Linked DNA regions of Homo sapiens: region 1 is linked to region 2. A link is a loop called in an ENCODE intact Hi-C map of the cell type or tissue named here. Cell type or tissue: IMR-90. All regions are shown on one strand.

Region 1 (2,500 bases), 820 kb before region 2:
GTCGGGGTCAACATGTGCTAGGCATCTTTCGTTTACCCACTTAAGATTAGTTTAATCCCTCTTTGCCACGCTAAATACACGAATGCCCTCTAAATATGGATACAGCCACTCCCTCTTCGTTAAGGGTGAGTAACAATAACAATAATAGTAGTAATTCTAGTAGATGAAATATAAGGAACCTCTACTTTATGTCAAGTATTCTAATAAGTGCTTTGCATGCACCCTCACATTTGTTCCTCATAATACTTGAGATAGAAGCTGTCATTATGTCCATGATGAGGAAATTGAGGCTTAGATATGCTAAGTGACATAGCCACGATGACACAGATAGCAGTAAGAGAGTTGGGACTGAAATCAGATTTTTTCCTCTCTGCTGTGTTTTAAATTTCCCCTGGTGACTGATTTTCAATTGTATTCGGTGAACTTCATGCTCTGCCCCTCAGGTTGATGCCTCCCGTGGATGATCTGCTCACATCCCATTGGCTTCTTTCCATGAAGCTGCTTCTCAGATCATCCTGCCCTGCTGGCTGCACACACCTCAGTCTGAGTGCAAGTAATACATGCCTCCACTTGACCTGGAATTGAGGAAACAGCTTCAGCTAGAGCCCAGGGGTGTAGGACCCTGCTTGTCTGGGAGAAGGAATTTGAGGGACTAGTGAGTTATTGTCAGGCCTGAGTAAAATACTTTTGGCCATTAAAAGTAATGGCCAAAACCACAGTAACTTTTGCACCAACTCAGTAGTACCCCTGATACATCTGTGTGGCATGAAAGTGTATTGTAACTGCCTTGAGTTTCACTTGTATGATCAGGAAACGAAACACAGAGAGGAGAGAAAGAAAAAGAACACCAAATAATAAAACAAATTCTTTTAAAAGACGCTGATAGCGTCGGGGCATGGTTCTTTTCTGGGGTCCATACAAACACGTGCTGTTCCTTTTCTGAGGAATCCTGTCAGGCTACAACCAATGGAGGAGCCTGTTCCGCCTGGGGGAAATGACTGCAGCTGGATCGAGCTTGATTTATCTGTTGTTTATATTTTTGAATTTCCTCCTTCATATCTTTTCCTGTAAAATTATCCATCTGGCTTAAGGTTATAGAAAGGGAGTGTTGATTTCTGCCATTTTTATTTATTTAGGTTGATTCTGTGAAGTAGCATGGTAGAGTAAATTGGGACAGAGCAGAAAATGGGGCTTGCCCACCACTCCACTACTCTCAGGAAGATTAGGGCTAAGGATGCTATTGTCCACAGCCCTGTAAATCCCCTGGACTCCTTTCTGATTCTGATTCTAAAACACTGTCTGAGGCTTCCTGCCACAGTGGTGGCAGAACTATCTTCCTGCTTAAGATAGTTACATTGAAAGTCACACAGATGGACTTTCTGGGTGGCATCATCTGCTTTTTTTAGTATCCCTCACCCACATTTTGATTATACTATATATTTTGAGCTAGATTGTTGTCACTTCAAAGGCATATTTGTAGATATAAATTAGCAAGGGATTTCATTCAGCCAAGTAACAGAAGAGACACTTTGGCCTGAAACCTTTCTCCAAGATTACTTTCTTTACCATAAAAAAGTATTACTACATACTCTTGCATGTAGTAACCATTGGGTCTCCCACATGAAAGCCTCTAAATGAGGAAATCAGAATAAAGAAAATATTTATATCTGAATCACTTTGAACACAAAAAGGGGTGCTATACAAATGGATACTTGCATTAGGGTTGCATTTGAATTGATGGCTGGTCACACTGCAGTTTCATTTTAGTCCATTCCTAGCTTGAGGAAGTTGCACCTAAAACCCAGACATGTTTATAAGGAACCTGTGCAGCCAGGCTGTCAAGAACTTAAGTTTCCTAAGAACGAAGCAAGTTCTCAAAATACCTCAGGAGCTTTTAATTAGTCCTCACAACTCTCCCATGAAGTAGGACATTTTTTATCTGCCTCCAAGCAAGTGGTAAAACATCTATTTGACTTAAGGTCACAGAGAGAGAGGGGGAGTGCCAGAGAAGACCAAAACAAGAACTGAGCTTGATGTGAAGCCAAGCCCTGTTAGCTCAACAAAGTCAAGGAGATGAGCACAGGGGGACTTGGCAGTGCAGTCGGTGTTTTTCACAGTGATGATAATACAGTTCAGCAGACAAGGATGCTAAATGTATGCCTTGTGCCTTTCCTTAGACTGAAGAGGCTCAGATAATGGGGTGGGATGAGGATGGGCCAGTGTAGGTGAAGAGGAAAAAGCAGAGATCAAAAGCCATGTGTCAAGATAAGCAGCAGGTAGAGAGAGAGACTGAGGCTGAATGTAGAAGTGATGAGGATGGGGAGAGTGGGATAGAAAAATCCATCAGAAATAGATCTAGAAAGATGGAGGAGGAGATTTGATTGGCCTAGGAGTCAAGGTAGGAAGGTCGAAGTGGGTAGGTATGTGGCTTAAGATCATACAGACTATGATGCTTAGAGACTACCATGCCAAGGGTAAGAGTGGGAAGTTATTCGCCAAA
Region 2 (2,500 bases):
CAACTCAGAGAGTCAGATGTGGAGAAATTTAGTAGAAATAACCTTCAATCAGGATACTCATTATGAAATTAGAGGATTTTGATCAGGTTATATTCCTGAAGAATATGGAACCTTATCCACCATCCTGGAAGGTTACTGGGAAAAAATTCATGTTTCTAAAATGATTATAAAATTTTCTTAATATTACATTAAATGAGTATTTATAATCTACAAATTATACACTTTTATCTACACTGAGATTTGCACATGTAATCTCCACACTAGGCACTATAAATTATTGTCCTGATTTTAAATCAGCTTTTTTCCTGAAGAGTTTCCTTCTTATTTGCCTCAACACAACACAATGGAAGGTGACTTCCAGAGGAACAAGAAACAGTTTTATATCAAATCTCTCATGACTTGCCTGATGATGTACTACAGATCTCACTGGTCTCTCTACATTTCTGACAGATTCTCCATCCTCCTCAAAGCACTGGATTTATAGAAATACTGTATATACCACAGACTTGTCTCCTTAAAACTTCAGTGCCAAATGTGCTTAGGCCATAAATGTCTGAGTTGACAGAGGACATTGATACTCCCCATGCAAGTCTCTTTTCCTATAAAAATGGAAGTGTCAGATTATGATAATTCTCTCTCCATCAGATGCCTATAAAAAACAAATTGAAGGAAGATAAAAGTTAGCAAGAAGTATGTAAGAATAAAAAAGAAAATAGCAAGCTTTAAACTATCCAAGGCTTTCATAACTGCTGTCATTTTGATGACATAGTTCTTACAGACCATTAGGCCATATCCAGCTTCCCCCAGCTGACAAGTCTGAGGTTCCTGCTGCTCTCACAATTGAGTGATGTGTCTGTATGAAGGAGAGAAGAGCCTTGAAAGTGGCTTTGTGTTTTTCATAACCACAGGAAAGTTGGTAAGATCTATCTACATTAATAGTTTCAAACATGGATGATCATCACAATTGTTGTGGGGGGGATTGTTATAAATTTCTAAATCCCATTCCCAATATTCTGGGATCCACTAGGTCTGTTTTTGTTCATTTGAGTATTTTTTTCCTTGTTTTATTACAGTAAAACTTTACATACATCAAAATGCACAGGTTTCTTTTCTTCACCCCTTTAAATTAGTTAATTATTTATTATTAGCAATCCATTTTAAGTCTTTATTTATTTATTTATTGAGACAGGGTCTCACTCTGTTGCCCAGGCTGGAGTACAGAGGCACAATTATGGTTCACTGCAGCATGGATCTCCTAGGCTCAAGCAATTCTCCCACCTCAACCTCCTGAGTAGCTGAGACTACAGGCATGTGCTACTTTTAAAATCTCTTGTAGAGATGGTGTTTTGCTATATTGCCCAGGCTGGCCTTGAACCCCTAGGCTCAAGTAATCCTCCAGTCTCAGCCTCCCAAGGTACTGGGATTACAGACGTGAGCCACTGAGCCCGACCTATTTATTTATTTATTTTTGGCTTTTAGCTACACCTATGTGGATTGCTTTTAGTAATTTACATATAATTACCATATGCATCTTTAAGTTATCACAGCACTTAGAGCTAATATTTTGTCCAGCTGACTTAAATGCTAGAGCTTAACTCCATGATCCTATCTATTCCCATTTTCTGTGCTATTATTGTTATAGATGTCAAATCCATATACACTATAAAACTCATGATACAACCTTATCTGATTTTTTTATATCAGTTACATAGCATGCTGAATATGCTAATAACTGAGTGCTGTACATTTCAATATTGCTAAGAGAGTAAAGTTCTAATGTTCTCATCACCAAAAATGTAAAATATTTGAGATGATTAATACATTAATTAGCTTAAACATTCCACACTGTATTAAAAAATCATAACATCACTTTGAACCCCATAAATAGATACAACTATAATTTGTCAATACACAATTTAAAACCAAAAAATGCAGTTGTCTTTTAAAGAAATTAAGGGAGAAAAAAAGGATATCATTTTAAATGCATTTACGTATTTATCTTTTCTTCTGCTCTTCAATCTTTCCTGAAGATCTGAGTTGTTTAGTCATTATTTTTCTTCAACCTAAAGAAAATTCTTCAGCATTTCTTACAGTGCAAGTTCTGCTCATGGCAAATTATCAGCTTTTATTTGAAAAGTCTTTGTTTTGTCTTTCTTTTTGAAGTTATTATTTTTGGAGATAAAATTCTGAGTTGAGATAATTTTATTTTCAACACTTTAAAGACTTGTTCCATTGTCTTCTGGCCTTCAGTGTTTTTGGTGAGAAGTCAATCATCTTTGAATCATTGTTTTCCTGTGTCTAATATTCCATCACCCTACCCCTACCTTCTCCCCACACACACCTCTGACTACTTCAGCATTTCTTTTCGTTTTGAGTTATCAGCAGTTTTATTATGTTACTGTTTTATATGCATTACTCCTACTGGAAATTATTGGAGGTTTTAAAGCCTGAAGTTTGTTTTCAGCCTTAAAAATTCCCCACCATATTTAGGGAATTTTGG

Evidence for each region. Hi-C counts contacts between places; a loop is a spot of excess contacts. Peaks named below come from ENCODE experiments on the same cell type or tissue, not always from the same donor. Only the 100,000 strongest peaks of a DNase experiment are listed, where the experiment ranks them.
Region 1: it touches region 2 in a loop (2.6-fold over the local background); 3 of 110 quality-filtered maps call a loop at or near these places.

What each region holds. Positions count from the first base shown.
Region 1 is chr7:123,973,970-123,976,469 of GRCh38, forward strand. No RefSeq gene overlaps it. Among named protein-coding and RNA genes, the nearest start is that of SPAM1, 50 kb to the left of the region's middle. In IMR-90, no CTCF peak of the experiment used is centred here; no DNase peak of the experiment used is centred here.
Region 2 is chr7:124,793,610-124,796,109 of GRCh38, forward strand. No RefSeq gene overlaps it. Among named protein-coding and RNA genes, the nearest start is that of LINC03043, 4.0 kb to the left of the region's middle. In IMR-90, no CTCF peak of the experiment used is centred here; no DNase peak of the experiment used is centred here.